Regions from separate parts of the Homo sapiens genome. Here regions 1 and 2 are each linked to region 3. The links are chromatin loops, found by intact Hi-C in ENCODE. Cell type or tissue: PC-3. All regions are shown on one strand. Each heading gives the region's core, and the rest is flanking DNA. Links, peaks and the distances in the headings are about the cores only. Region 1 holds the start of SERPINB7 (serpin family B member 7). Region 2 has its middle 8.0 kb from the start of SERPINB13. Region 3 has its middle 21 kb from the start of SERPINB11.

Evidence for each region. Peaks named below come from ENCODE experiments on the same cell type or tissue, not always from the same donor. Only the 100,000 strongest peaks of a DNase experiment are listed, where the experiment ranks them.
Region 1: a loop joins it to region 3, with 3 times the contacts of the local background. A loop is called at or near these places in 2 of 110 quality-filtered maps.
Region 2: a loop joins it to region 3, with 2.2 times the contacts of the local background. A loop is called at or near these places in 5 of 110 quality-filtered maps.

The regions. Positions count from the first base shown.
Region 1 is chr18:63,770,891-63,782,140 of GRCh38, forward strand. It overlaps SERPINB7 (serpin family B member 7), which reads left to right and starts at 4,528. Exons shown (of 8, transcript NM_003784.4): 1 at 4,528-4,826. In PC-3, for the core only: no CTCF peak of the experiment used is centred there; DNase peaks (open chromatin) are centred at 4,471 and 6,911; H3K4me3 peaks cover 5,448 bases; H3K27ac peaks cover 7,424 bases.
Region 2 is chr18:63,573,720-63,584,969 of GRCh38, forward strand. No RefSeq gene overlaps it. Among named protein-coding and RNA genes, the nearest start is that of SERPINB13, 8.0 kb to the right of the region's middle. In PC-3, for the core only: a CTCF peak has its summit at 4,822 (motif pointing left); no DNase peak of the experiment used is centred there.
Region 3 is chr18:63,676,804-63,688,053 of GRCh38, forward strand. No RefSeq gene overlaps it. Among named protein-coding and RNA genes, the nearest start is that of SERPINB11, 21 kb to the right of the region's middle. In PC-3, for the core only: no CTCF peak of the experiment used is centred there; DNase peaks (open chromatin) are centred at 4,938 and 6,538; H3K4me3 peaks cover 1,086 bases; H3K27ac peaks cover 5,834 bases.

The DNA of each region.
Region 1 (11,250 bases), core at 1,469-9,468, 94 kb after region 3:
ACACACACACTCACTCACACACTCACACAGAGAGATTCCATAAAATTTTATTCATCTTCGTTGGAACAAAGGGGGCTGATAGTCTGAGATGTTGCCAGAGTGGAAGAAAAACTGAACTTCCAAAAGATGTGCATGCAGTTTGCGTGGTGGGGTGGGGTGGGGTGGGTAGGTCACATGGCACTGGGTGCTTTAGGAATGGGGATAATGTGAACATGTACAAGAAAGTAAGAGACAAAAGGGAAAGGGAGGCATAATTGTTGTGAGGAAACTGCATTTGAAGAGAGACGAAAGGTATTTAGTTGCTGATGTGAGTGAAAGTTCGGGGATGGGAAGAAATATTTTAAAAGAATGTAGGAAGTACTTTCGATGTTGGCATGCTTTGTGAAATCCTTAGGGAGGTCTCTTCAAGGAAGCCTAAGTGAATGAAATGGGATTTGTGTTTTCTTTGAATATGGTTTCCTGCATAGACTGGATCCTGGTGGCTCCCAGTTTTTATTCTCAGGTTTTACTTTTATTTTATATCTTATTTATAATGATTGATAGAATTGTAAATGAAATGACCACAATAAGATAAACTTTTAATAGTTTCCTAATCTTATTAGACTTCCCATTAGCTTATACTTATTTCATGTGTTCTTATATGTTTCACATACACAGAACATATTGTTTTTTTCTTAAAGACAGAATTGATACATGCTATTGCAACCTCTGCCCGTAAATTAAAGGCATCCTTCTAAGGGTTCGCACGGGTTGGAAATTTATTACTCCAAAAATAGTCAGGAAACTACTCTGAGTTGAAAGGGTTTACTTTTGTTTTTGATAAGGTTATATATGGGATTCTCTGTTTCTCATAGACCCTTATGAGAACAGATGGACTGTGATTTTTTTAAGCAGATTTTGTGGGGATATTTATGAATAAGTCAAGATAGTAGCCATATTGTCTTCTGACTTCTAAGGATAAGTTTAAAAGGATGTAGTGGGAGACAAGCCCAGAAATGATCAGGAAGGCTTCATGGTTCAAAAAGGAAAAAAAAAATCATAGGCACCCTAGGATCTATTTCAGCTGCTTCTTTTTTTTTTTAACTTTTATTTTAAGTTCAGGAATACATGTGCAGGTTTGTTATACAGGTAAACTGCATGTCGGCAGGGACGTTGTATAGAGATTATTTCCTCTCTTAGGTAATAAGCGTACACTTGAGGCTGGAGGGCGGGAGAAGGGAGAGGATCAACTGCTTCTTATTTGAGAAAGACACAACACAAACTTTCTGAGTCCTACTTTTCTCATTTGTAAAATGGGAGACTTCAACTTAAATAATGTCTAAAGTTTCCTTTAGCTTACTATCTATCTATCTATTAATAAAGGAAAAAATTGGATATATATTTACTTTCAAGGCCACTGAATTTGCATATTTAATTAAAATTAAAGTGAGGATTTAAGCATCACTCTGCAAATGGAAGAATATAGGTAGAGGTTTTAAAGCTCCCATTTACAAACCCAACAATAATTTTAAAGGATAAGAAAATAGAGGCTTGTAGGAAAATTAGATACATCATTTATATTTAACTTTGCCACTGAAACTGGTCAAGGTAAAGCTTAATAAATTTAAAGGTTTAGAATATTTACTTTTTCATGACAAATAATGACATTCAAAACGTGATGATAAAATAATTTAGGAGGTGAAATGGGACCAATTACTGCATTTCTTTGGGAAGTTGAAATCCTGAGGTAGAAAGTGAACTTTAATTTGCTTCTAAAATTAGATTTGGATTTTGTTTAGAAAACCTCCCTGTGTTTGTTCATGAATCTCATAGAACTAAAAGGTTTAACTAGAAAAGGTAGCACTGATAACAATAGTGATTCTTCAAGAATTTTCCATTTATTATTATGTTGGTTGGGGCCACGACAACGTGATGAAATGATGTAGCACAAATAAGTGGAAACCAACAAGGCCTCCTGCAGTTGGAATTCTGATCAGAGAGATGATAGGAAGTTCCGCTGATTGCATTCATTTAAATGCATAAGGACAATATTATATCATGTTATTTATTGCCAAGTGAAAGCTGCGATTATTCATGTCAAAAGTAAAAGAGAATCAGAAGAAGGAGGAGGAATTATAGCAAAAAGAGAAGAGAGGGTAAATATTTACATGTAAACAAGAGACATAGAGTAACTGAATTCCTTTGTGTCCTGCCCACAGTAAAACGACAAAGAATACATCAAGAAGTAAAAATAGACCTAACATGCAATCACTTAGAATGAATTCACATGATAGAATCTGCAATTAAGCCATGGAACTTGCCACTACAAGATTTTCTTCAAATAGATAGATTAGAAAGGTTAGATTTGGTAAACAGAGTTTATATAAAAATTTCAATGTCTGGAATTTGGACCAACAAAAACCATATCAAGCAAACAAATAAAACACAAATGACATCAGCTTCCAGGGAATAGGTTTATATCTTTTAGGATGTGCAAAGAATATCCCTAATTTGGAACATTAAGTATTCCCAGGTCATTTCCATTTTCTGGGCACTACACTAAATCTAGCACCCCTTACCATGCCCTCGCCATTAGTATTCGGTCACCAAAGAATTCTTATATCTTCAGCCTAACTACAGAGCTCTATGTAACCAGAGTTCACAGCCTTCTCTACTGACACCTCGTGTAATCCTGAATTAATCCCTAGTAGTTTCCTTAAATCCCTCTTCAGCCCTGGGTAAGTGAGGACAAGAGACAGTAAAATGTAGGTTATTACAGTTCATGTTTCCTCATCTATATGCATGAACTGGCAAGGCCAATGGAAATTTGGATTATCATTGTATGGCAAGGGAGAATAATTAATGTAACACGCCAGTCCACATGACTGCTTTCTTCTCATACTTATGTCACTTTGGGATTGGTTAATTGTAAATCAACTGTTGCAAACACAGTAGTGGGAGGGATGTCTGAGTTAATGTGAAGAAGAAAACAATGGTGAGTAGAGCCTTAATTATGGATGACTCTTGGTAATTCCAAGAAGATTATCCAGTATGTGTGTCACGTGGGTCCCTTGCCTTTTACCTATTGACCATTTCACCACTTGAAAGTACTTTATATCCTCAGTAGGTAAGAAATAGAAAGGATATGGGATTCAAAATATTCAGCCTATGAACACTGCAATTAGAATATGGAGAACAGGGAATCCATTTGTAGGCTCATTTTTTTTTTATATTAACAACAACCTTCTCCTTCAGAAAGTTCACCACAACTGCTAAATCAAAATTAAATTTCAGGGATTTTCTGCAACTTTACTTTTCTCTATGATTATTCTACTCATAAACAATCATGGAGGTGAGCAATAACTACTTTATTCGATTTTGGATAAGTTAACAGGACCCCCTTCTTCCTGGGAAAGAGGCAAAATTGCACAAAATTGAGAGGCGAGCAACTGTAAGATGATGGTACCTTCTAATTCCAATAGCTTTTTACAATAGAGAACCCAGTTACTTGGATAAATGTTGGCTGTACTTTTGAAAACACTCAGGCAGAAGGACCAGGCTTGCAGTCATTTCCATGCATAGCAGGTGAAGGTAGGTGCAACATACAGCTCAACCTCATGATGCTACGGCCAGAAACTGAAATGTGTTTTTGCCCCTGTGTGGCATGTTCTGATGGCAAAGGTGTAGGCAACCAACTGGGCCCAACCTACCTTTCCCTACACCTGGTCACTTTTCAAAGTGCAAACCCACTTTAACAAACTCTAGCCTGTATTATAGGAGGAAGGATCTGGGTGGTGCAGACGTGGCTTTCCATTGCCAGATCAGAAGGGTGGAGGAGAGGCTGGCAGGATGACAAGAATGAATGAACACACCAAGTTTCAGCTCCTATCTGAAGCTGCTCAGTTCAGGTAAGCATTTAGAGAAGCCAGTTGCAATAACTAACAGGGCAAATGTTTCTCTGGAAAATTCCAAGCCAGAGAAAATTGAGAAAAAGAGGGAAGGATGGAAAGCAGTACAAAGAGAAGCCAGCTCAAAAGGTTAGAGGTCCAGATGAAAATCTGAGATTGGAGAATGATAAAAAACATTGTGTGAGATTCTATTTTAGGTCATTATGCTAGGGAAATTTACACAGGATAGGGTTGAAAGAAATTAGGCTATAAGATGAGTGGCAAGTTGCAATAAAATGGCACCCTAAACTCACCAAGTCACTGTTGTCACTGCTATCTTGCCTTAGTTGATTTGATGTCTAGTTAGTCTATTTGTGTGTTTCTCACAGAAGAGTATGTTTTGACCCAGGCTGACAGATACTGTTGATTCTGAAATTTGTTTTTATGGTTATGTTAAAACCATTGTCATTATAAGAAACAGAGATGGGAATATTGCCTCCTGAAATCTGATTCACATACAAACTGAATGAACTACATAACAACCACCTTAGTCAGATACTATTTTGAAACCTGGTTCAAAACCTAAATGCTTATAAGATTCTTGAGAGACAGTGCTGTGCTCTGAGTCATAGGGAAGCCATCCCAGAAGCCAGGTCTACTCATCAATAAGCAGCTGCCTGTGCAGAGTGCAGGCTGCACCTTTGGACAGCCTTTAAAACTGAATTCTCAGAATTTTAGAACAAATTTTTGTCTAGAAATGCTGACTTTGGTTCATTAGGTAGTGGTAAAACAGGCTCCCTTCGAAGCTCTCCTTCATCACCTTCCTAAGTGCATGGGGGAAAATACCTAGGGCTCAACAGTCTTGAGAAGTGTGGAAACATTTTCTTTGTGAGTGAGAACAGATCACCTAGAGAAAGGAGACCAGATTCCCATCACTGCTTCTGGGTATCAGATGCTAGCGTGAGTACACTGTTGATTTGCTTATCCAATTATTGATTTACATTATTGCTCTTATCTTCTGTTGTAGGCAAGAGGTAAGTTCACTAACGAATCTCAAGGAAGATGTAAATGGCCAATGATCATGCTCAGAGGCCTGAAATCTCTCCAGGTCGCCTCCTTGGAGGGATGCTTTTCTGGTGGGGCAGCTTTTATCACCATACACAAATGTGCTTGGGTTTGGATTCTGCTGGAGAGAACACTGTGACCCGTGGTCTCTTCCTTGGGCCATGTCAGTCAGTCTTGGACTTATTTTGCATCCTATTCTTTACCTCACTGATGCCTGTGTATCCTTGGCTTGGTGTCCCAGCCCATTGTCCATCAAAACCTGCTATCAGGAATAGATCAATTATCAGTTATACACAATGCGCCATGACCCTATCCCAGAGGCATTAGGTCATTTGGCTTCATGTTTTTTTTGTTGTTGCTGTTGAGTTTTAAAATAATGAAATATAATGTAGCTACATAAAGATGAATTCAATAGATGCATACAATTTAATAATAGAACATCACCAGAACCTCTAAAACCTCCCTCCCCATTCTTTCACCAACAAAACCTCCCCACCCACTAGGGGTAACTAAAGCAGTTATATCCGTGGCTTAGTCTATCCACCCATGTAAGCATCCATTAAAAAACAGTTTTGTCTGGTTTGATCTTTTCATGAAGGGCATCTTACTGTGTGTATTCTTTCGTGCCTGATTTATTTGCCTTCTAAACCTTACTTCTATCAGTGGCGTGGGAGCTGATGGCTACTGCTGTGGTGATTTCAGACAGTCTTGAGAAGATGAGGGTAGAGTTTTGTGGTCAGAAACCTTCTTGTGTGCCTTAAGATAGTGCGAATTGAAAGACCATGTCCTGGTATGAAGCATAGTTTTTGGGTATACTAGATAAACCAAGGTCTGTGAGAAGCTCTGGTAGACAAAGGGAAGAAGTGGGTCCCAATGGACGTCTAACAAGGACTGGGGGGTTTAAATCATTAAGACTATGATAATTTTATCCACAGTTGATCTATAAAGTGTACTATGATATACTTTTCACAATGTAAGCTTTCTCTGGAGTTAATAATTATCAAATTTGCTCATTTTTTGGATATTTATTTGGTTTCTAAGTTCCTATCACTAATGTATTTCTTTTCTGATGGGGGTAGATATCCCTCTCCATGTGTTCAATATATTCTAACGCATCTCTCTCTCTGATAGCATATTCACCTTAGAGAGCTTCAAACAGTCAGCATACTCAATTTTAGCATTAATCATACAACGAAAATAAAGGCAGTATGGGCAAACACTTGTGGGAAATAATGTGTAAGATAAAGTCAGAAACACTATGTGAGGTACAACCCTACTTCTCTTGAGAGGGACAGCTCACCTGCCTCCCTTAAATACAATGTTCCCCAAATACAGCATAAATACCATGTTAGTGATTATACACATACATAGCAACACACACATATATATATGTGTGTGTGTACTAATGAAAATGTAATTGGTGTGAATTTTTATTTTATGGATGAGAAAAGGCCCACTCTATTCTATAGCACTTTGCTTTCTTCACCTCTCTGGGACTGCAGTGCTACTCCTCTATGACAGTTGAATTTATAGATGTCAGAATATGAATTATTCCAGGTGGGGCTCGGTCATATTCATCAAATACCAAAATCAGAGCAGGGAGGAATCAAATAAACAATAACAAAAATCAGTAACTACATTTCCACATGTAAGAAGTGCCAGTTGTGCCTTAATGTAAGGATATCTAAATTTACTACATAAAAATACTATGTGATACTAAATATCAAATGAAATAACATTTCATGCTAAAATTTGATTCATTAAAAATATCTATTTGACTACTTTGAATTAGAGCTATAGCTAATATTCTACAGACTTCTTTTAAATTGCTCTATAAAGCATCTGAATATATTTATTTTAATGACATTATTTAAAACTATCATGGCCATCATAAAAAAAAAAGTAGGGAGTGTCTGAGTCAGAGGCTTTATATTTCAGAGTAATGCAAAGAACTCTTTCAGACTCACCCAACCAGCGGCCAACTTCCTCTATGAAGACAGTAAGGTAAATACTTCTGAAGTCCATAATTTAAAGTCTGGCCAGATCCTTTGAAAAAAGACACACACACACACACACACACACACACACACACACACACACACACAGACACAGAGAGAGAGAGAGAAATAAATCTTGGTTACTTTGTGTCTGAGACATTAAACTCATCACACAACATCCAGATCGGATAATGGTCCTCTTGTCTGCTTCTCCACCTTACAGCTTGTCTATGACTGATTTAAGTGGTGTCATGGGAGAATGGCATGGGAATCGGATGCCAGCTGAAAAATTTGTGTTCCATCTTTGAAGAGATAAGTAGGGATTATGTGCAAATCTAGATTCTATATTTCCTGTGTTCTTATTTAAGGCATTATAGGTTGGAATATACTAGATTTTGAGATTAGAATTGAACTCTTTTAAGTGCATAATATACTAATTTGATTAGAGGTTGATCAAAATTTGAAACTATGTTTTTAAAAGAAATACAAAGATTTTAAAATATTTCTTCCAAGAGTATCTGTATAGCATCGTATTTGACTTATTGATAAGAATAAAAATTAATCACATTCAAGGGATTATTCATTTCTTTCCTATATGTATATCCTAATTCAGTAAATATAAAAGCTTTTTTAAAAAATAATGTGTCATGAACTATAATTAATTTTCTATATACAGGCAAAAGTATCCTAAGACTAGATAATACTTTTATCAAGCATTTAAGGCACATAATTTATCAGTTAGGTGTAATAAGTTTAGGTCCATAAAATAGTATCATAACTTTATGTTTTATTGAATGTGTTTTGTGCCTGAATTTTCTTATGCTTTATTTAAAAACTACTTTTTGCTTTTTATTAAACTTTAAAAAGAAGGTTTAGTGAGAAAATATCTATTTTTATTGTTGTTTTGATGCTAATAATATATTAGCTAAAGGATGAAAGGGATAAAAAAGTTCTCAGATTGAAATAGACCATAAGGAATCAAATAGGCTTCAGGCTGCCATGGACTTTTAGACCCTCAAGTCTGAAGTTTGGGATGTAAAAACATCCATGAGTACGTGCTAATTTGTGTTAACTTTAAAATTATAAATTAATTGCATGCTTGTTTGTTAAGCTAAAATATTTATGCAAGAAACATAAGAATATAGTATATTTTTAGCAAAATGAAAAATCAGACTTTAAAACCAAGTTCTTTTATGATTTGAAAAGAACTTTCCTGCATTGCCATGTCCAGACAATGAAATACTGGGTGGTGTCACACTGACATCTTCTTTAGGTAGCTTTAATGTGGTTGTTTTCCTTTTCAATTTCCTTAGTTATTTAACTGGGACTCAAGTCAATTGGTAGCTGTTGGTGGCTGTTGGTGGCTTGCCTGAACTTAGTTTATTTTTGTTAATGTTTTATCTATTTAAGTTGCTTTGAAAGTATTTATAGGGAAAGGAAAAATCACAGTTTTGGTCTCATGCTAATTTTTATTTATGTGTCACCTGATGAAAACTTGGAGGTATAAAACAATCAGTTCAGTCTTAAATATAATTGTTTATTTGCCAATAAGAATCAGACTTTATATCAGAAGAGGAGAAACAAATCTTACTTTTATTCCTGGAACTTAAACAGTGCACCTGCATAGAGAAAGATAATAAAAATAATTATGTGAAATGGAACATACTTTTTGGTATTTATTTTAAGCATACATGAACATGTCTGTACAAGAATGTTAAAGTATATGCTAGTTAGTATCACCTATCATTTTAAGAGTTATGACTTGAGAATTCATAATTATCTAGGAATGTCTTGGCTCATGTTTCTCTGTCGTGATTTTTTTTTTCTAGTATGGTTTCTCTGCCATAAAACTTACCTAAGCTAAACATTTATGTACTCTGTATCCTGAATGAATACATTCTTGTGTAGCTTCTCTTTTGTTCAATAAGATTATAATTTCATCAATAATTTACCATGGAAATAGGAAGCCTGAAATTTTAGAAAATGAAAATTTGTGATTGGTGCTTAGAAAGTAATTAAAGAATACTATTCAAAAGTATAATTTTTTTTTGCCCCAAAGGATAAAATAGTAAGGCATAATTTGTAAAACAACAAGAAGAATTGGAACTTGAACAAAGAAAAATGTATCTTAAAGTATATTTTTGCACTTTGGGAAATGATAGCTTCCAGACCCCCATTGGCCCGTGCAAGCAGGTTTCTAAACAGGGTCATTTAAAAACCTTTCAGGTCTTATTTTAAAAACTCTAACTCACATTTTATGAAAACATTAAAATACACCCAATCTTCTATTAAATATATTTTTCACTGTAAATACTTTGAAAGGATTAATATGACTTTGCTTTTGAAGTTACTTTCCCAAGAACAATTCATTTCATTTACTACTGTCTGATTTTCGGCAACCAGCATGAAGCCTTGGAAATTCTTTAGGATGGAGAGAATCTAGCACACAATTTCCTTCTAAAATTAATGAAATTCTTATGAATACTAAATAGAAAAATCAGCATAGATTTCATTTTCATATATTTAATTGTAAACTTGTTAATTTTGATCTTATTTTTTCATATTTTAGAAGGAATACTTATCTTTAGGTCAAAAATATGAATTGAATCCCTTAAACATTTGAGGGCCTTTAGCACTGCTAGTATCACTCACTGTATAAAGCTGCCCTTTTCCTGCCAACTCGCATCCTGTATACCTAGTCCTAACTTTCATTGTTTCTCGTCTCCTTTGTTGCAAAGAGTTTCTCCTGTAGCTTTAATCACAATTGCCACAACTTTTTACCCGGGATTGCTTGGATTAGATATAAAATCAACATACATTTTTTTCTGGGTAACTTTTGAAAGAACATAGGTGTTCTTTCTTAGAGTAAAGATATGTGGGGTGTGAATGATTTTCTCACCTTATGTGCCTAGGGTGTAACTGAGGAGTATGACTTATAACGAATTCTATATAGCTGAATTTGACCCTGAAAAACAGCATCATGTAGGGTGTCATGCCTCAGTGGTGTTCTCTGTGCTTGGAATTCCAAAGAGCAGAGTATGGGTCCCTCAGGGACATTCTTTCTGGAAATGTTTGCTGTCTTTTAGGACAGAACAGGCTATTACCACTTCACAGAGAATAGTAAATGCAGCAGCTTCAACTCATTGAACGTCTACTCTGGATCATGCATTGTACTAGAAAAGTTTTTTTTTAATTTTTTAACTCAAACTCCCATTTGACATAATAAAAGTTAAAAAACTTATTTTAATTTCATTTACAATTTTAAAAGGCCTTAAGTATTTGCAACTGTGACAAAGCCAACACAATGGCAATTTTAGAATGTTCTTCTTTCAGACTGCATGGCTCTCCCTCCTTGTGACCCCCTTCCTCACCCACAACATGCCAGTCCCCAGATGCCTATGTGTGCTCTTCTTATGGAGCAAAAGGTACAAGGAAGCATGATTTTCTGTTGAGAATCGCTATGCTAGATCCTGTACATAGATCATCTCACTGAACAAGATGAAACTTAGAAGTTCAGAGAAATTAAAGACTTGACCCAGTTCACACAACTATTAGCAACAGGGTTGAGACTTGGATGAAGTCCCCTAAGGGTTTGTGACTCCTGGCATCTGCAACACCTGGCACCTGCCACACCATCAGATGTAATATCATTGGACATTCATGAGGAATAATTTGGAGAATTCATGTAAGTTCATGTAGTCTGAGACAACCCCAACTGCTATTTTGAGATCAATTTGAGTTGAGGAGAAATTCTGCAAAAAAAATTACCCAAGTGGATCCCTGAAGAATTCCATGGTGGTAGCAACCGTCTGTATTGCAGAAACAACATCATGAATTTGAAGATAATCTCCACTTTGTTACTGCACCCTGGGTTCTCTAGGAAGAAATAGGCCTATGTGTTGAAAAGTCTTGTACATGTTCTTGATACATACTCTGATAATCACACTTTGCATTCCAAAAAAATCAGAAAATGGTTTTAAACAAATTAATGCACTTATGGGACCAATGATGCATAATACTTAAAATTAGGACAGTTTTGAAAAAAAATAGAATGTATGATTGTTCTAAGAATTTACAGAGGCCTTAATGGAAAGAATGGGTTAAAAATGATGTGTTAAACCTCAAAAATTTAACATTGTATTGAATTACAGATGGTTTAGAAAGCAAAGGCTGTAGTGCCTCAAATAGACTGTCTAATATTGTAATATTTACTTTTGCTCTATTTCAGTTCAGAAATCTGGGGTGATTTGAGAAATAGTGAGCCCCATGAATGTGTCTGCTTGGGGGTTGGAAACAGGCCACTCACAGGCCACTGAGGACAG
Region 2 (11,250 bases), core at 1,639-9,638, 100 kb before region 3:
TGAGCTGTGGAATTGTACAAAATGTAGAATAAAAGGATAAAGGGATCAAAAGTATTTTAAAATGTTGGCCAGGTGTGGTGGTTCATGCCTGTAATCCCAGCACTTTGGGAGGCCAAGGCAGGCAGATCGCCTGAGGCCAGGAGTTCAAGACCAGTCTGGGCAACATGGTGAAACCTTGTCTCTATTAAAAATACAAAAATTAGCTGGGCATGGTGGCATGCCTGTAATCCCACCTACTTGGGAGGCTGAGGCAAGAGAATCACTTGAACCTGGGAGGTGGAGATTGCAATGTGCCGAGATTGCACCACTACACTCCAGCCTGGGTGACAGAGTGAGACTCTGTCTCAAAAACAAACAAACAAACAAACAAACAAACAAACAAACAAAACACACCTTAAAATGTTAAAATCATGTAAGGCAGTTTAAAGGGTTTCAACATTCATTAAGGAGCATTTCAGGAAAAAAGAACAGAGAGATAACTGAAGAATAGAAATACTCAAAGAAATAAGAAAAAAAATGTACAGAATTGAAAACAGTCATGCATTCTCTTTTGAAAGGGCCCATTCAGAACCCACACTTCCACACTGTGGCAAAATTAAAGAAGATAAATGCAAAAATAATATATTCTAAAAGCCTTTTGTGTTAAAAGTTCAAATTTATAAACTGGAACGAGAATCATATAGAGTTTAGCTTCTCTTTGTCCTACAAGAAGACACAGAAGAATATTTTGAAGTTCTGGGAGAAATAAATACTGTAAACTGAAATATTTACCCATAAAAAGTTTTATTCAAGTGTGAGGGCAAGATGCATGAGCAAGCACTCTAAGTTTACTATCTGAAAACTTTAACCTAAAGGAATGACCAGAAGTTCTGCTCCAAAAAATTTTTTTAAATGAATTGGCTAAAAAGTATGGAATATGAGTAGCAGTGATGCAAAAAAACAGAGTAAAACATGATTGAAGATTAAATTAGAAATAATAATTTAAGAATTAAAACTTAGATGATCTCACTTTGAGAGGTAGAAGACAGTAGGCTTGAGGAGTGCCAAGGGAATTATAGAGAGAATGGAAGGAAGGAAATAAAACCTCTGGGGTTCTTGTTCTTTTCAGGGGGTGATGGGGAAAATAGTCTAACCCTGGACATTAATTTAAAAATTATATACAATATTTATGTTAAACTAAACAATAACCAGTCAAAGATTGAAATAGAATGCATAATCTCCAAAACAGTAGAGGGAAAAAGAATGAAAAACACTTGGAAAAAATTCAAAGGAATGTAAAAAAAAAAAAGCAAGAAAGCATAGCATGTACAAAGCATAAAACAAGACAGCAAATAAGTCCAAATATGACCAGTCTCAAGAAATGTGGATGTCTTAAATTGGCCAGTTTAAAGAAATACTGCATTAAAAAGACAAAGATCTACTTATAGACAATTTATAGGACACAATTCTAAAACAGTAAAAACAAGAAGATTAAAATAATGATAGAGAAAAACAGACACTAGAGAAGTATTAAAAAGAGAAAAGCAGAAATAACAACAATAACATCGAAAAAAATTCTACCCAAAGTCCAAAACAGTTATAAGAACAAAGATAAATATTTCAGTTTGATAAAAGATGCCATGTGTTAAAACTAAAAAGTAATATCACCTAATAGCATACTTCGAAAATACTAGGAGGTATAAGTAAAAGAAGAAATTGAAACATCTACAAAAATATTGAATAACTTTCACACACCTTTTCTAGTGATCAATAATTTAAGTAGAAAAAATTACACAGAGAAAAAATTAAACTTTTATTTCATTTATTAGAAAACAGAAAATAATTAAAATGCATAAATTGTTTTTTCCTCCAGAATTTTGAAAAAAGAACAACATGCTTCACAAACCCAAATAAAGGTAAAAATAATAAAGACGAAGGCAGAAATGTAAAAAGTGAAAGACAAAAGCTTAAAAAAATTAGAGTTATGGCAAAAAGAATAATGACACTAACCAACAATTTAGGAACAAGAGAGGGATATATACTATTTTGTATTTATGGAGGTATACCTTTAGGGTAAATTCCCAGGAGTTGCATTGCTGAGCCAAAGTACAATTGCATATATAATTTTCTTAGCTATTGCTAAATCCAGGTTTTAAGGATTACACCATAGCACTCCTATTAGCAATAATATGTATCTGCCTATTTCTTCACATCCACACCCACAGAATGTCATAAAGGCTTTGGGTGTCTGCCAAACTGATAGATAAAAAATACTATAGTAGTATATATTTAATTTAAATTTCTCTTGTTTTGAGTGAATTTATGAGCATGCAATCACATGTTCAGTCATTTATATATCTTTCCCTGTGTTATGTCTGTTCTTTTTTTGACATTTATGTAGGTGCATTTCTTCTTGATTTAAGAGATTTTTATGTATTAGGAAGATTAACCCTTTGTATTAGAATTAGCATAAACCTTTCCTCGGTTTGTCAGTTCTCTTTGACTTTGCTTATTAACTCTACTTTAAAATTTTTTATAAGCTGAATATACCAATCTTTTCTTCTATTGCTTCTAAATTTTTAAAATCAGGTTTTCCCCACTTCCAGGTTTTAAGGTATTTACCCACACTTTTTTCAATTACCTGTATAGTTTCATTTAAAAAATTTAGATCTCTGATCCAATTGAAGCTTACTTGGCATGAGATAAATATGAATACTATTTTAATCTTTTTCCAAATGGCTATTCAGTTGGTCCAATACTACTTATTAAAACATCTACCTCTTACCTCCAGCCAGGGCTGTGAATTAATCTACTTGGGTTAGTTCTTGAAGGAGACACTCCCTAGTCTTGGGGGTGATAAGCTGTATTAAAAAAAAATTATCGGCTGGGCGCAGTGGCTCACACCTGTAATCCCAGCACTTTGGGAGGCTGAGGCAGGCAGATTACTTGAGGTCAGGAGTTAGAGACCAGTTTGGCCAACGTGGTGAAACCCCATCTCTACTAAAAATACAAAAATTAGGTGGGCATAGTGGCAGGTGCCTGTTTCCCAGCTACTCGGGACACTGAAACAGGAGAATCACTGGAACCCAGGAGGCGGAGGTTGCAGTGAGCCGAGATCACGCTATTGCACTCCAGCCTGGGTGACAAGAGTAAAACTCCATCTTAAACAACAACGACGACAACAACATCTATCTTTCCCTTTGGGATTTGAGTTGCCACATTTATCATATACTCAATTTCCATATGTGGTTAGGTCTGTTGATGGATTTACTAGCCTCTTCCTTTGGTCTGTTTATTCATGTACCAACATCAGTGTTTTAATTATGGAAGCTTTGTTGCTTTTCCTTTGCAATGGTTTCCTATTTATTCTTGTTTGTTTATTTTTCCATATGAACTTTAGAATCGTATTGTCTTGTTATTTTACAATTTTTTCTCTTTTTAATTTTTCCTTGTGATGTTTAGGAAAGTTTGTATTTTTGTTCTAGACATTATTTTTATACAATATTATGACCTAATGGCCTCACGGTACTCTTTTATTTACTTAGGCTTTTATCATTTTTAAGTGATGTCTTTTGACACCCATCTACTGCCTAATAATCAACAGATTTATATTCTACCTTCTAATTTCTTTCTAGCATTTCCTCTCACTTTATTGTCATTTTTTTTACTTTGGCAGCCCATATAAAACATAGAACATTTATATATTACTTTCCTACTCTTATTCACATGTTTGCTTTAGTCTTAGAGCTATAATAAAATATATTTGTGCTGTCAGTCTTTTGCTAAAGTTTCTTCTTCAATCTTTTTTTTTTTTTTTTTTTGGTTACTGGATGAAGCTCATCCTCTGGTAGATTTCTCAAGAAGGGCTAACAAGTACAATATTCTCTAAGTTCTTGACTGTTTAACATAGTTTCTTTATGGTCTTGAAAGACCATTCATGAAAGAATACTTTTTGGCATATAAAATTCTTGGTTTGGACTTGGAATCTCTTTATTGTTCCACTGGTCTGTATGTTGTTCTCAAGAAGTCTGATGTTAACTTGCTTTCTTTACTTTATATTGACTTGATTCTCTCTCATTCTCTTTCTCTCTTCTCTTTCCCTCTTTTTCTCTTCTCGGCAGATGTTAAGACTGATTTTCCAGAATATGTCTTAGACTTTATCATTCAGGGTCAATTTTCCTAGTTACATTGTAGGCCATTTCAATGTACAGATTTGGGATTTATTTTATTTTTGAACTGTTTTCTTGGATTATAGCTGTAAATATCATTTCTACTCCACTGTTTTATTTCTGTACTTCAGAGACTATGGTTACACATATTTTAGATTTCTTTGCCTGTCTTTATTTCATTCTTTTATGCTTTTACTCTCTTTATTTTGTTTTTGTTCTCTAGGCTATTTTTATTTCTCTTCTCTATATTCTTTATTGTACTTTCTCCTGTAGGCAACTGGTAGTCTAGGCCCATTTCTGAGATGATTTTTTTATTTCCATCATTTCTATTTAATTCAGACATAGCTCATTACAGTACTTTCTTTCTGTGGTTATTTTGTTATTCATATATATTCTGAGTTTTTTAAATTATGACTTGAAGCATTCTTCATATTCGCAATCTCTTTCCAAACAATATTTAGTTCATAAGCTAGTGTTACACTACAGCTTTATTCTCCCTCATGATTGATTTCTTGGGTAGTATCTCCATGGCTAAAAGTTTTAATTTTCACCGTTTTCTTTGTATAGTAATTTTACATATTTGTTTGGTACTTTTTCTTGTTCATACTGAAATGTGCAGGATTTTTGGACTGAAAAGGACAGGCAACTTTATGAAGGTGAGTCGGGGGCCATACTCTGTTTTCTTGGTGAAAGAGTGCCCTCTTCTGTCGGTACAGTGAAGTGCAGTTTTAAAATGGTGTCTTACTGCTATGCTTGTTCATCTGAGTTTTGTGCAGAGAGATTTGAAAGTAGGTGTCCTCCATTATACTGAAGAATAGTTCCATCAGGGGAATAAATATTGGTAAAAAGAGGCCAAACCATTATGCAGAGGTTTTATGGTCATCTTTCTAGAAAATCTAAGCGAATAAGCTTATAATTTACCATAAAGAATGTTCTTCAAGATGGTTTGCTAGATATCCAAATTTTTTTTTCTTATACACCAGTAATAACTATTCACCAACACAACGCCTTATTCAATTCATAGCACTTAATTTTATTTGAGATTATCTTGTTTTTGTTTATTTATTGTTTGTATCACCCCCAAAGAATGTGAATTTAATGAGAGACTGGACCTTTTACATCTACATCTTATTCATTGCTTTACCTCAGTACCTAAAGCAATATCTGGCAAATAGTGGATGCTCAGGAAATACTTGTTGATTGACTGACTGAATGAATGAATGGAAAACCCAAAGACTGTATTCACAAGAATATCAAAATGATAAAATATCTATAAATAAATTGAACAAATTTATTTTTCTTGTGATGAATAACACAAATATGGAAACATTAAAATGTATACATATAGCTCAATAAATTATCACAAAGTGAGCAACCATGGAGCCACCACCCAGATTAAAAAAATAGAACATTACCATTGCTCTAAAATTCCCCCTACATCCCTTTTTAATTATTACTTTCTACCTCCTCTTCAATATGTAACAAATATGCTAACTTGCAGCACTATACAGTTGACCCTCAAGCAACACGGGTTTGAGCTGCATGGATCCGCTTGTACTCAGAGTTTTCTCAAAAAATATACTGGAAAATATTTTGGAGATTTGGGACAATTTGAAAAAACTTGCAGGTTTTTCAAATCACAGATTTTTCAAATTGCTGTACAGTCTAGAAATACCAAAAATATTAAGAAAAAGTTAGGTATGTAACGAAGGCATAAAGTATATGTAGGTACTAGCCTATTTTATCATTTACTCCCATAACATATGTACAAATCTATTATAAAAAATTAAAATGTATCAAAACTTGTGCACACGAACACTTACAGATAGTCATACTTGGTGCTACTTGCAGTTAAAAGAAACAAGAACAAAAGTAAAGATGCAATGTTAAGTCATAATTGCATAAATTAGCTGTAGTACATAGTGTATTACTGTAATAATTTCGTAGCCAACTCCTATTGCTATTACAGTGAGCTCAAGTGTTGCAAGTATCTGTTTGAAGCACAGTGTGAGGACAATGATCTCTGCCTGAGCAGCTCATCTGTCCAGTAAGTTGTGTATGACAATAAAAAGTGATCTCTCACAGTTCTTGTGTATTTTTCATCATGTTTAGTGCAATACCATACAGCTTGAATAACATCATGGGACCTGTATGAAGTGCCACCAGTGATGCTGAAAGTGTGCCCAAGAAACAGAGAAAAGCAATAACATTATAAGAAAAAGTTGAATTCCTTGATATCTACCATAGATTGAGGTCTGCAGTTGCATTTTCCCACCGTTTCAAGATAAATGAACCCAGTATCAGGACCATTGTAAAAAAAAGAAAAGGAAATGCGTAAAGCTGTCTTTGCAGCTACACCAGCAGATATGAAAACTTTACACTTTTTGAGAAACACGTTTTCATTTTATATTGAAAATGCAGCTTTTATATGGGGGCAGAATTACTATAAGAAAGGCACACCTATAGACTCTAATATGATTAGAGAAAAACCGAAGTCATTGTATGACAACTTAAAGCAAGAGGAAGGTGCAGGATCTAAAGCTGGATAATTTAATGTCAGTAAAGGATGATTTGATTATTTCAGAAAAAGATTTGGCTTAAAAATATCAAGATAACATTTTTTATGACCAACAGGCAGCAAATTCCCAGTTGCCATAAGAAAATAATTGAGGAGAAAGGATATCTACTTGACCATGTTTTTGAAGCATATCTAAGTGCCCTATTCTGGAAAAAAAGGCCGTAAATGACATGTATTAGTAAGAAAGAGAAGCAGGCATCAGTGCTTAAGGCAGGAAGGGATAAGCTAATGCTACTGTTTTGTACAAATACAGTTGGGTTTATAAGATAGCACTAACCCCCAACACTTGAAGGGAAAAGACAAATACCAGCTGCCAGTCTTTCGGTTGTACAAAAAGAAGGCCTGGAATATGAGAATTCTTTTTCTGGATTGATTCATCAGTGCTTTGTCCCTGAAATCAGGAAGTGCTTTGCCAGAAAGGGACTGACTTTTAAAATTCTTTTGCTATTGAACAATGCCCCTGGTCACCTAGAACCCCATTAGTTTAACATCGAAGACGTCGAAGTTGTCCCCTTGCCATGAAACACAGTATCTCTAATTCAGCCTCTAAATGATTACACACAGTACTCCATGGAAAGTATTGCCAACGCTGTAGAAGAGAACCCCAGTAGAAAGAACACTCTGGAAATGTGGAAGGATTATACCACTGAAGATGCCATCATTGTTATAGAAAAAGCCATGACAGCTGTCAAGCCTGAAACAATAAATTCCTGCTAGAGAAAACTGCATCCAGATGTTGTGCATGGGCCGGGAGCAGTGGCTCACGCCTGTAATCCCAGCTCTCAGGGAGGCAAGAGGCAGGAGGATAGCTTGAGCCCAGGAGTTCGAGACCTGCCTGGGCAATATAGCGAGACCCCGTTCTCCATAAAAAGGAAGAAACAAACAAGCAAACGAACAAACAAACAAACAAAAAACAAAAGACAGATGTTGTGCATGACTTCAAGGGATTTACGACAGAACCAATCAAGGAAACGACGAAAAAGATTGTGGATACGGCACACACACACACAAAAGGTAGGGGATGAAGGATTTCAAGATATGGATCTTGGGGAAATTCAAGAGTAAATAGATTCCACACTACAGGAATTAACAGAAGACAATTTTATGGTGATGAGTGCTTCTGAACCAGCTCCAGATGGTGAGAAAGAAGACATAAAAGAAGCAGTGCCAGAAAACAAATTGACATTAGACAATCTGGCAGAAAGTTTGTGAGTACTCAAGGTTGCTTTTAAATTCTTTTTTGACATGGACCCTTTGACAACACAGGCACTGAAGCTAAAGCAAATTATGGAAGCAGGATTTGTACCACGTGGAAACATCTTTAGAGAAATGAAAAAGAAAAAAAAAGTCAGAAATGATGATGTATTTCTATAAAGTTGCACCAAGTCTATGCATCTGCTGCCTCCCATTCTGCCTTCTCCACCTCTTCTGCCTCTGCCACTCTTGAAACAGCCAGGCCAACCGCTCCTCTTTCTCCTCCGCCTCAGCTACTCAATGTGAAGATGACGGGAATGGACTTTATTGATGATCCACTTCCACTTAATGAATAGTAAATATATTTTCTCTTTTTTTATTTTCTTAATAACATTACCTTTTCTCTAGCTTACTTTATTGTAAGAATATGGTATGTAATACATAGAACACACAAAATATGATTTAATAGACTATGCTATTGGTAAGTTTTCTGTTCAACAGTAGGCTATCGGTAGTTAAGTTTTTGTGGAGTGAAAAATTATACGTTGGTAATCTTTGTCTTTGATTGTAAACCAGGGGTGATTTTTTTGCCCTCTTCATGCTTCCTTTGTTTTCTACAAGTTTTATATATCATGAACATGTATTCTTGTAATCAAGGACAAATATTTAATAGCTGTGTTAAAATATTATTGTGAAGGGTAAATACACACACACACACACACACACACACACACACACACAAGCTGGGCACGGTGATGCATGCACGTAGTCCCAGCTATTCAGGAAGCTGAGATGGAAGGATTGCTGGAAGCCAGGTGCCCAAATCCAGAATCTAACCTGGACAACATAGTGAGACCCCATCTCTAAAAAGAAAATTATAAAAATAAAAAATTATACCTGGATTTTCAACTGTGAGGGGGGTTGGCATCGCTAACCCCGTGTTGTTTAGGGGTAAACTGAAGTTTAGTTTTGTCTGCTTTTGTACTTTGTATAAAAAGAATCATACAGTATGCGTTCTTTTACATTTGGCTTCTTTTGTTCAAAATATTGTTTGAGATATTTATCTTTTTTTTTTTTTTTTTTTTTTGCCTGTAGCTTTAGTTCATTCATTGTCATTGCTGTGTAGGATTTCACTGTGTGAACATACCATTATTTACGTGTTATGCTGTTAATGTACATTTGGGTTTCCAGTACTTGGCTATTATGAATGCTGCTATGGGCACATGTCTCTTGGTGCCCATGAGCACACATTTATATTGGGTAAATATCTGGGGTGAAATTATTAGGTCATGGGGTGTATCTATATATATCCAACTTTGGATATATATGTATCTCCAACTTTGATAGTGTTTTTTGATTAATAAAAGCTTTTAAATTTTGTGTTGTCCAGTTTGTTAATTTTTACTCTTACTGTAAATGCTTTTTTGTGTTTCAATTAGCTCTGTGATCCATTTAGAATGGAAATCTGTATATGGTGTGACGTAGTAGTTAAGATTCCTTTCTCCCCCATGTAATTATCCAATGAACTGAACATAATTTATTGAAGAGACCATTCTTTCTCCACTGCTCTGCAACAAGCTTGAACAAAATCAAGGTGCACACGAGCATCAGTATTTTTCTGGGCTTCTGTTCTGATCTATCCTTTGCCAAAAACCATTCTGACAATTAATAATAAACCTTGCTATCTGACAGAGCAGGTATTATCTCTTCCTCCTTCTCTTTCAACAGTGTCATGGCTGTTGTTAGCCCTTGGCTATTTCATATAAATTTGGAATCAGCTGGCCAATTTTTTGAAAAAATGAGCTTCCTGAGATTTTGATTGAGATTGCAGTGATTAATTTTGAGAAAATTGACATCCTTACAATATTGAGTCTTTTAAATCACAAATAAAATATACCCCTCTATTTACTCAGTCTTCTTAATTTCTCTAAATTATGTTTAATCTTTTTCTATATGGAGTCTTAAACATCTTTCATATTTACTAGTTACGTGATGCTTTTTTCATTATCTTAAAACAATTGACATAAAATTATATGTATTTATCACATACAAGGTGTTTTGAAGTATAGAACATTGCATAATGACCAAATCTAGCTAATTAACATAGTATTACCTCACATACCTTATTATTATTATTATTTTTGAGATGGAGTCTGGCTCTGTCGCCCTGGCTGGAGTGCAGTGGTGCTATCTCGGCTCACTGCAACCTCCACTTCTTTGGTTCATGCAATTCTCCTGCCTCAGCCTCCCGAGTAGCTGGGATTACAGGTGCATGCCATCACGTCCAGCTAATTTTTGTATTTTCAGTAGAGACGGGGTTTTGCTATGTTGGCCAGACTGGTCTCTAACTCCTGAACCCAGCTGATCTGCCAGCCTCGGCCTCCCAAAGTGCTGGATTACAGGTATGAGCCACCATGCCCAGCCTCACATAGCTTTTTTATACTCTTTTAAATAATATATTAAAAATGTTTCTAACTGTGTGTTGCTAGTATATTAAAAACACTTGAGTTTTTATATTGACCTTGTAGTCAGCAATCTTGCTAAACTCACTTTTTAATTCTCATAACATTTACCTCAATTCCTCTGTGAATGATTCTATTTTTCTTTTTAAATTATCTTACCTTTTAAATAATTATCTAATTCATCAGTTAATTAATTGCTTTATTGCACTTGTCAGGGTCTCTGGTTCAATTTTGAGTGGAAGCAGCGGCGGTGAACATGCTTGTTTTGTTTTTCATCACAAAGAGAAAACTGGTTCTCTCTCTCCTTTGTCTCTCTCCCCGTGATTTCTTTCTATTAACTATTGAAGGACATGTAAGATGATCATACCGCTTGCTCATTATGTAAAGATGAAAAATTTTCCCATTTAACATATTAATTCTAAAGAGTCCCGATCTAAACCCCAAAAGTGTTTTTCATAGGTCTTGATAAACTAATTAAAAATTTTATCTAAAGAGAATATATGCAAGGTTGCAAATAAATTTTTGGAAAGCAAAAATAATGAGGGCTTGGGCTAGATATCACAACACTTTTGTCATAGGTGAGGCACCCTAGAAGCAGAGCTAAAGACAGGGATTTTTCAGGTAATTTTTGGGAAAAGCGTGATGGGGAGCATGCTTGTTTGAAAGAAGCAGAACAAGGCAAGGGGAAATGTTAATCATGTGGTTTCTGCTAAAGACTGGCTTCAGTCTAATCTTGTGGGGGAGGTCTGGAGGAGAAGTGGCACTATAAAGTTAGTCTTACTCAGGCAGCTGTCTTTTTTTTTCTTTTTCTTTTTTTTTTTTTTTTGAGGTGGAGTTTCGCTCTTGCTGCCCAGGCTGGAGTGCAATG
Region 3 (11,250 bases), core at 1,668-9,667:
TCACTTTAAGGCAACAGCAAGGCTGAAGATTCCTCTCCTCATCCCTAAAGTTATTAAGGGGGAGAAGATCATGGGAGAGAGAATAACATCGTTCCTCAATAGCATGGGGAAGGAAGCAATTTCATCTGATTATGAAAAAGAATGTGGACTTATTTAATGATATAGTTTTTGCTTAAGTTTACCCTGGTCTTTCCCATCAGAGATTCTCTGTGTGTGATCTGTGGATCCCTGAGAGTTTCTGAGACCACAAGAACACAACCAATTTTATAATAATACTAAAACACTTTTGCCTTTTCCACTGTGTTGTGATTTGTGCTGATGGTGCAAAAGTGATGGCTAGGACTACTGTAATTTAGCATGAGGTAGGGCATGTTGGCTCCAAACTGGGCTGGTAGCCATGGATTCCTCACTGCCACACATATATGAAAACGTCATTTTTCACTTCTGAATGTTCTTGATGAAGCAATAAGTATTGTAGATTTTATCAAAGTTCAACTCTTGAATACACATCTTCTAATATTTGGTGTGATAAAATGGGAAGTATCTATAAACATCTTTAAAAAACTTGGAAATACTTATAGGTTAGCAGGAAATTGCCAAAAAATGTATAAGGAAATTTTCTACCAGTTTCCCCCAATAACAATATTTTGCACAACTATAATACAAATAGAAAAACCAGGAACTGACATTCATGCAATCCAAAAGACTCTTCAGAGGAAGGGAAGAACTTCTCAGGGTTTAAAGGATGAATAGGAGCTCAACAAGTGGTTAAGTCTGAGATGGCATGCATTACAGCAAAGGGAGGAGACACGCAAATTGTGATGGGGAAAAGCAAATAATTCTGTTTTGCTAAAGCAAGAAATGCAGGAAGAGACACTCACAAGGGTGATGAGACTGGGAAGGAAAAATTGCCTAATAATGAAGGCTTCTTGTGTCATGATGAAAGACCTGAGTTTTTTTTCTGAAGGCCCTGGGGAGCTACTGAAGAGTTTTAAGCATGTGGGTGGTATGAATAGATCTGTATTTCAGGATAATAACTACAGACTTTTTTTTTTTTTTTTTTTTTTTGAGAAACGAGGGACCAGTAGTAACAGGGAGTAATAGGAAGCCCATTAGGAAGGTTTGCAATAATGTATCTAGGTCATGAGATTTTGAGCTAACGCAATCCACGGAAGGAGGAATATTTAAGAAGCAAAAACTACAGGGCTTGGTAGTGGATGAGGGAGGTAGGGGAAAAAGGAATCTAGGATGACTCACAGATCTCTGACTTACGTGGTAGGATTTAATGATGGTACCATTCACTCACATGCTCAGTTTGGGAATATTTGAGTTTAGCTTTTTAAGAAACATCAAGATGTAGGTAGCTGGTTTTGCTAGTACAGAGTATGGTAAAATAATCAGATTACAGATACATATTTGGATGTCATCTATTTGGGACGTTGTTAAAATAATGTGAGTGGTGGAGGTCACCCAGAGAGAGAGAAGACATAATATAATAATAAGGAAGCAAAGGATGAAAACTAGGGGAAAACTAGATGTTGGAAAGAGGAAAAGGAGTTGGAATGGTGCACTGAGGAAGATGAGAGAAGAGAAATGAAAGCTAGAAGAGAATGTTCAGCATACTAAATGCAGCAGAAATGTACAGTACAGCAGGTACCCAGACATTTTGGTTTCAGGACCCCTTTAAGCTCTTCAGAATTATTAAGGAAATCTCAAAGAACTTTTGTTTATGTGCATTTTTCTAATGATATTTACTCCATCAGAAATTTAAGCAGAAAAAGTTTAAATATAAACTTATAAAATAACATCTTAATATTAAAAAACATTACAACCATTGCATGTTAATGTAAATGACACATTTTTAATTTAAAAAGCTATGTTTTCCAGTATACAAAAAATAGTGGTAAAAAAGGCATTGTTTTACATTTTTACAAATCTCTTTAATGTTTGATTTAGTGTAATTATGTCTTGCTAGATTTATGTATCTGCATGTGCCTTCAATCTGTTGCAATATGTTGTTTTGGTTGAAGAATATATGGCTTCACAGAGATATGTGGTTTGAAAATAAAGGAGTTTTTTTTTTTTTTTTTTTTTTTTTTTGAGACAGAGTCTCACTCTGTTGCCAGGCTGGGGCACAGTGGCGCGATCTTGGCTCACTGCAACCTCCGCCTCCCAGGTTCAAGCAATTCTCCTGCCTCAGCCTCCTGAATAGCTGGGACTACAGGCACGTGCCACCACGCCCAGCTAATTTTTGTATTTTTAGTAGAGATGAGGTTTCACCATGTTGGCCAGCATGGTCTCAATCTCTTGTCCTTGTGATCCGCCTGCCTCAGCCTCCCAAAATGCTGTGATTACAGGTGTGAGCCACTGCGCCGGGCCTAAAGGAGAATTTTCATAAAAGCCTTTTCAATTAACCGTGATATTTCCTTCTTTCTTTCTTTTTTTTTTTTTTTTTTTTTTTTTTTTCGCAGAGTCTCACTCTGGTGCCCAGGCTGGAGTGCAGTAGTGTGATCTGGGCTCACTGCAATCTCTGCCTCCTGGGCTCAAGTGATCCGCCCACCTCAGCCTTGATCTGCCCACCTCAGCCTCCTGAGTAGCTGGGACTACAGGTGTGCACCACCACATCCAGCTAATTTTTGTATTATTATTATTTGTAGAGACAGGGTTTCACTATGTTACCAGGCTGGTCTCTAACTTCTGGGCTTAAGTGATCCACCTGCTTCAGCCTCCCAAAGTGCTGGGATTACAGGTGTAAGCCACTGTGCCTTACAGATATTTCTTTTTTATACTACACCAACATTCAAAAAGTGGTCTATGAAGCCAATTGTTGGAACAGAGAAACGGCATCATACTGGAGCCTTTAATGAGCAACATGCTTGGTGAAATGTTGGATTAGGAAAATAATTTAACCACATGGAAGAAAGATTTAAAGGGCACACTATTATCTTGGCCTGACCTTTAAATTAATAATAATAATAATAATAAAAATAATAAAAAATTATATCCATGGGACTGTAATACCATAGTTTTGAATTTATATTACTGAGTTAATTTGAGAACTGTCAAGCTAAGAAACTGACATAAAAAACAATATGATATACCCCCCGAGTTCCTGACAAAAACAAAGACAAAACTCCTCCGAAGAGCATTTCCTCAGCCTGGATTGCACAGAATTCTTCCTCTGAAGATAAGCTTCCAAATGTAATACTGCAAAACACTGGAGGAGGTGATCTCCCAAGACTTGCGTCAGTGAACAGAGCAAACAGAAAGATTCAACTTTCCAACAGCTTCAGATAAGAGAATATGATATTTTCATTCATGTAATTAATAGGGCTAAACAAAATGATTAAACATATAAAAGACATTAATGATTAAGTAATTAAATATATACAAGGTAGAATCAAAGCCACAAGAAACTCCAAGACTGGGTAGCAGGAAGCACAGTGATGGATGCCCAGCAAAGAGGAGACTGAAGGTGAAAGGCAAGCAGGAGGGGGAGCCGGTAGGTAATTTACCCTATCGAATCCTCAGCTGTGTGAGAACCAGCAGCAGATGAGAGGGCAAAGGTGCCTCACTGCACATGGCCCCATGAGTCTTAACTGTGCTTGAGAGTGCATGGACAGTCTAGTCCAGACTTAGTCAACAGTTTATCTGTATCCAACAGAAAATATCCTTCCTGGGACTTGTCCTTCCCATCCTGAGTCAGCCTGTCTTTATACAGCTATTGAAAGTGGAGGTAGTATATTCTCTGAAGAGCAGTCTTAAACAAAAATATTCAAAAGCTTGAGTTAAGAAAAGATCAGCTTGCAATATCAGAACATACTGAAATATACCTGATTGTTTGAATGATGGATGAGAAGAAGCTTCTGAGTCACCTCCTTTGAAGTTTTCCAAATGAAGAAAGCATTCAGGTTTGAGTGCAAGAAAAGCCAGGAGGGAAGGCTTATGTAACACTCTTTTCATTTGTGTTAGTTAAAATTTTTGTTTTGATGAGTACTTGTCCAAAAGAAGGAAATCAGTGCATCAAAGAGACACCTACACTCCCATGTTATTGCAGCACTATTCACAATAGCTAAGACGTATAATCACCCTAATCGTCCATCAACAGATGAATGGATAAAGAAAATGTGGTAACTGTGCACAATGGAATACTATTCAGCCTTAAAAAAGAATAAAATCCTGTTATTCACAGCAACATGGATGAGCCTGGAGGATGTTATGTTAAGCGAAATAAGTCAGGCACAGAAAGACAAATGCAGCATGTTTTCACTTGTGTGTGAGAGCTAAAAAAAATGGAGGTCAGTGAAGTAGAGAGTAGAATTGTGGTTATTAGAGGCTGAGAAGGATAAAGGTAGGGGAGGATAGAGAGAGGTTGGTTAACAGGTACAAAGTATTAGCTAGATGGGTAGAATAAGTCTAGTGTTCTATAGCACTGTAGGGTGAATATGGTCACCAATAATTTAGTGCATATTTTTAAAAAGCTAGAGGAGAGGATTTTGAATGTTCCTAACACACAGAAATGACCAAGGCTTGAGGTGACGAATGTTAGCCAGAATGGATCACTACACATTGTACACATGTATTAAAATATCACTAATTAATCAAGTCTGTTTTGTACACTACTCTATACCAGTATAGTCCTAGGGTATGTAAAAGATGAAAAGTAAAATGAGACCAGAGTCCATGCTCATGGTGCTCAGCCACTCATTTGGTAATATCTGCCCATGAATACACATTAAATAAGTAAATAAGTAACTTGAGAGGCCAAGACATCAAATGTGTTTAGTCAATGTGCAAATATATCAACATTGATTCTGTGTGAAGGTGCCCAGGAAATCTGAGACCATTATTTAAACACAATAAATCTAAAAACCTTGGCAGTCTTTGCACTATTTTGCCTTCATTGGCAAGTTCCAGTGATTCCGTGAGCTTTTGTTCTTTAATAAGTTGAGCAAATATGAACTACAAATGGTGTCATCTTGTCTCTATTCATTGTGTTATGTAATTGGAAGAAGAAATTCTGTTTGTTTCTTGCCTGTAAAACAGACAGGCAAAAGACCAGTCTTCTGGCATTTGTACCTGGGTCAGTTACAGAATCTCATGATTCAATGCTTTATAGACTCTCTTGCTTGCTTAATAGCACAGTATCTCATTTCCTGGAGTCTATGGGCTGACATTAAAAGCTGTGAGAATCAGGTAATCAGATAGCTGTTGGTTCCAGAATCATAGACTCTTGGACCCAAAAAGGACCTCAGAAGAAAAAGCAGCAAGCGTAAATTACAAAACATACTTTGAGGGAGAAAAAAATACAAGCTAATTAATGATTTAGCAGAACAAACAGCAGTATAAGTGCTTTCATGGGTCTGCTGAACTTTGGCCACTCACAGGGCCACCTTTAGGCCTCAGAGATGGGGCAAGACCAGGTCAGAGAAGTGACTCCAGCAAAGCATTAGATACAACTGCCTTGATTTGCAGCTGAAAAATATGAGGCCAGAGGATTTTCCCAAGATTGCCTGGAAAACAGGACTAGTGGTCTGGCCTCGATGAAATCAATCATGGAGGACAAGTTTGATCTCCCACAACCCTGCTCCTACTGGAGCCTGTTGTTTGACACACTTTTTCTTTCCCGTTAGCTCTGGCATCTTCCTTTCTTCTGCCTTCGTCCTTCTCCTCCCTCACTGCCCATCTCTTTATGCCTCCATTTTGATCCCTCCACAATGACTTCTAGCTCCTTTCACTCTTCCTTCTTTGGTATATTATATACATTTTTAGTATTTCTATGTTTATTAAATCAAGTACTCTGTTTTGAATTATTTTTATGAGTGGATTTGTTAAATATTTTATATTTATCTCTCTAAACAAGATTACACTAATTAAATTGTTGTGTGACCCAGCATTTACTCTGTGATCTGGATACCACCTCCCTATCCCAACAAAATAAGAACTAACAAAAACCAACAACATTTTTTTTCCCTCCCTGTTCCAGATTCTCCCTTTTGGATCTCAGCACTGAAAAAGTCCTCCTTCCCTCCCTCCCTCCCTCCCTTCCTTCCTTCCTGCCTGCCTGCCTGTCTTCCTGCCTGCCTTCCTGCCTGCCTTCCTGCCTGCCTTCCTCCCTTCCTCCCTCCCTCTCTCCCTTCCTTCCTCCTCTCCCTGCCTACTTCCTTCCCTCCTTCTTTTTCTTTCTTTCTTCTTTCTTTTTCTTTCTCTCTTTCTCTCTCTTTCTTTCTTCCTTTTCTCTCTCTCTTTCTTTCCTTTCTTTCTTTCATTCTTTCTTTTCCTTCTCTCTTCCCTTTTTTCTTTCTTCTTTCTCTCTCTTTTCTTTTTCTCTCAATAAATTCTCAGATAAGACTCTATTGTACACACAAACCTCGGATAACAGCAACATATCATGTTCACTATTTACTGTTCTCAGCATTATTCAGTACACAGGTTGTAAAAACAACAAGGCAAATGGATAGGAACTCCCAACAGTTGATCTGTGTATTCTCTGAGTAAGCCTTTCTTTGAGAAGCTGAACCTTGCCTCTCCACCCCATTAACGCAAGCACTGTGGAATGCAGTCTTTAAGGAGCATGGGAACACAGAGGGTGGTGACAGGCTAGGGTGGAGGGGTGGTGATTTTTTGTAAGATTGAGAAATGCAGGAAGCTGATCAGCCTTAGTAAGTCAAACCAGCAATACTGTTTTAAAACCCAGGATCTGTGGCCATTAGAGGAGGAGTCTAATGGGGTTCCATTTATCAGAGATGCCTAATTTGGGCACATGGGCTTTCCATTTCATTACAGACTCAATCTCCTGCTGCTCTAGCCAATATATAGGCAAAAAGGCAGCTGAGTGAGAAACTATGTTTTCCGGACAGAAGCTTCAGGGTCTGTAGGTGACAAGAGAATGGTTTCCTAGGACAAAGGGTAACTAGCCGCAGAGATTGGACAGCTGTGGAAGAAATCACTCAGCTTTCAAGACAGTTGAGGAAGACACTATATTAAAAATCTGAATTGCAGATGGAAACTCAGAATTTTCTATAATAAACGAGTAACATGGACTTCTCAATTTTAATTTTTATTATTTAGTTATTTTTATAACAGCAGCATTAGGACCCCTCTGAAACTGTGGCAAAAGAGGGTTTATAAAGCCTGCATGTCACAAAATCGATCTGATCCAGCCCAGCCCAGCCCAGCCCATCCCACCACTTCCTACATGATCCGTGCAGGGAAGATCCCAAAGGTGGGGAATTTGCTGTATTCCTTGCTGTATGCATCATGCTAGTGCAAAGCAGTCACTCACTGCTTGCAGAGTGCAGCGCACAAGAATGAGGTCTGGTATAAAGAACGTGATTTTCTATTCCAAAGCTAGCTTAGGGGAAGAAGTATAGGCTTCCTGCCTTAAGGGTACTGCTTCACTTTTGGAGCAGAAAGCAGGGGATTTTAAGAGGGAATGTGGCATGAATGGCACGCAGGGAGGGAGTGAGCTGGTGGGGAGTCCATGTGACTTGTTTTGGTATTTGACCTACTGGGTGGTTGAGCTGGCACCATCATGGTCAGAACTAGATTGTAGAGTGGTCTTGTCTCCAGATTCTCTCCAGGTGGGAGAGAATTTTGTAGCAGGCATACTTTTGGTTATAAATTGACTATTGTCTCTCAAGGCAATCTCCTGGTGGGAGATATTTCTGCCCTGGAGCTTTTAAGTAAGCACATGGTTAGATAATTTTGCCTGTTGAAGGGAAGGTAAATGGTTTTAACTGCATTTCTAAAGAGCTAAGTAAGAAGTGGGGGAATTGGGGAAAGGGAGGAAAGAGAAAAGAAGAGAAAAAAACCTCATTCTATATCTCTTAGAAAAATTGGGATAACTCAGTTACACTAGAACAGTACCTTGCATGTTATAGATGATCAATTAATATTTGTTGGATACCCAACTAAGGCTTTTGATGAATTTACAGTGAGAAAGAATTAGGAATGAAGGCTGAAAACCACTATATATCATCCCTTCTTTGTTGTGCACAGGTATGTTGTCAACTAAACATGCTCATTCCACAGAATGAGATCAGCTAATCCTTGATTTCCCTCATAAAGTTCTGATGTAGGATTTTTCTTCTTGCTTGCTTTGCAAGCTGAAGATCTCTGGCTGGCAATGCCCCACCTGGGCCCCACTCAGCCATGCTGGCATGCCCCAACTTGCCTGTGTTATAGCTTGTACCCACATTCAGCGATCCCTGAGCTCTTGTACCATACTCAAGAAGAAAGAGGATACGCAGGACACTGAAGAGTGAGGAGGATGGAAAAGAATTTTATTGAGCGATGAAACAGCTTTCAGTGGAGAGGGAACATGGGAGTGGTCCCCCTACCTGAAGGTGTGAAAGTCCCTCTGTGGCTGGGTCCAGGGTCTTTCATGGACTCAGAATGGGGAATGCATGCTGATTGGTTTGTGAGTAGCAAAAAAGTTTAAAGTGAAGACACCACTCAAAGGTGGGCATGACAATGTAGAAAACCAATTAGGAAAGGGTAGGTATATGTAAAATAGGTTAAGGGTGGGGACCAATCAGAGGAAAGCATGCCAAATAGGAAAACAAGTTCTCAATCTGGTCTGAGGATTTAACTTGTAGCTTGGCTTTCAGGCTTTAAACTGTCTTTGGCTTGGAGGTGGGGTTTCACCGGGGACCCGTCCCTATCTGCCTAGGCATTTGGCTGCCTCCTGCCACCCTCTGTTCCATATTAAAGGATTTTATAAGAGTAGTTATCTCAACTAGGTACACCTTTCCTAATGACTTCAGCTAAAGTTCTGGTAGAATGGACAGAACACGAAAGCACACTCTTTTTTCCACTTGCATAGAGCCAAACATTATAGGGAAGAGAAACAAAAGGAAATATCAGCTTTTCTTGAACATTGTTAAAAATTTCCTTGGTGTTTCACGTACCTGCTGCTGCATAATAAACAATCTTAAAACTAAGTGGCTTAATATAACGACCATTTTACTTGTATGCAATTCTGTGAGTCAGGGATTCAAACAGAACAGTGGAGATGGCTTGTTTCTGCTCTGCGTTGTGTCTGCTAGGGCTAGAAGGTCCAAGAAAGCTCCTTCACTCACTCACATGCCTGGTACCTCTGCTAGAATTTCTGGAATAGTTCGAGGCTGGCTGCAATGGCTCAACTGGGAAAACGAGCAGGCTGTGCTTCTCCCGATTGACTTGTTTCTTTGATTCTTCTCTGTTGTTTCAGGACCTCTTCCTTTCCACTTGCTCCCTCCTTGTGGTTTTTTCACATGCTTTCTCCAGCAAGACTCAAATGGTGACTATAGACTCCTAAGAGCATGAATTGAAATGATCAGGTCTTCTTAAGACTTAGGCTCAGATGGCCAGACGTGGTGGCTCACACCTGTAATCCCAGCACTTTGGGAGGCTGAGGCAGGCAGATCACCTGAGGTCAGGAGTTTGAGACCAATCTAACCAACATGGTGAAACCCTATCTCTACTGAAAATACAAAGATTAGCCAGGTGTGGTGGTGCATGCCTGTAGTCCCGGCTACTTGAGAGGCTGAGGCAGAAGAATCGCTTGAACCTGGGAGGTGTAAGCCGCAGTGAGCTGAGATCCCGCCACTGCACTCCAGCCTGGGCGACAAAGAAAGACGCTGTTTCAAAAATAAAAAAAGAAAAAAACAAGAAAAAAACTTAAGCCCAGAAAAAAGCACAACATCATTATTATTATTTTTAAACTAAGCTGTTTAAGTTTATAGAACAGTGGAATAGAAAGTACGGAGGTTTCCTATACAATGCCTCCACCCTGCCCAGTCACAGTTTTCTCTATTATTAACATCTTGCATTATTGTGGTACATTTGTTACATCTGATGAATCCATATGATATCTGATTATTAACTAAAGTCCATAGTTTACATTAAATTCACTCTGTGTCACATAGTCCTGTGGGCTTTGACAAGTGTATAATGACTTCTATCCACCATTAATTATAGAGTCACACAGAAAAGTTTCACTGCCCTAAATGTTCCCTGTGCTCCACCTATTTACCCCTTCCCAATCCATTTCCATGACTTTGTGAAAGTTGCAGATACTAGGAAGAAATCACTTTTGTCAGACCCAGACAAATCAGGTCTGGGAAGACCCAAAGGAGAGGAGACTCATGCTGACACGTCTGAGAGAAGAACTGTTTCAAAGGACTTTCTAAAACCTCTTTCTCATCCTTGATGCATCTCCTGCTTTGATAAGGTTTATTACCAGAAATTCTTTATGATGCACTAATTCAGACAAGATGTTCTTAGAGGAACAATTTCCCAGCATCTCCAACAATGAACTAACAACAACTCCAGCTTTGAACCTCTGGAACAGATGAACCCAATCTCTAAGTGGCTTATGTAAATCTCTTTTTGCTAAAAAGCTTCCCTTAACCTTCCCTCTTTGAATGCACTCGTGGCTTGCCATTCCATGCATTCCAGGCTATAACATATTTAAAGAATAACTTTCTCTAGTGTGTGCATGTTTCTTTTTTAGGCTGACACCTTAAACCCTTGGCAACTACTGATCTTTGTATGCTCTCTATAGTTTTGTCTTTTCCAAAATGTAACATAGTTTGAATCACACAGTATGTAGCCATAGGTTGTCTTCTTTCACTTAACAATATGCATTTAAAGTTTCTCCATATCTTTTCATGGTTTGACGGATCTTTTTTTAAGTGCCGAATAATACTCCATTGTGTGGATGTACCACAGTTTGTTTACCCATTCAACTATTAAAGGACATTTTTGTTAGTTCCAATTTTTGACAATAAGTAAAGCTTCCATAAACACTTGTGTGCAGGTATTTGTGTGGCATAAATTTAAGCTTATTTGGGTGGATATAAATTTCAACCTATTCAGGTAAATACCTAGGAATGCAATTGCTGGATTGCATGGTAACACTATGGTTGGGTTTGTTAAAGAGATTGGCAAGCTGGGGCCAATTTGGCTGAATAGAAACAGCTCTGGCCTTCAGCTCCCAGCAAGACCAATGCAGAATGTGGGTGACTTCTGCATTTCCAACTGAGGTACACAGTTCATCTCATCAGGATTGGCTAGGCGGTGGGTGCAATCCACTGAGAGCAAGCCCAAGCAGGTTGGAACATCGCTTCACCTGGGAAGTGCACGGAGTTGGGGGCCTTGCTCCCCCAGCCAAGGGAAGCGGTGAGGGACTGTGCTACCCATCAGGGGTACAACGCTTTTCCCATGGATTTTTGCAATCTATGAATCAGGAGATTCCCTCATGAG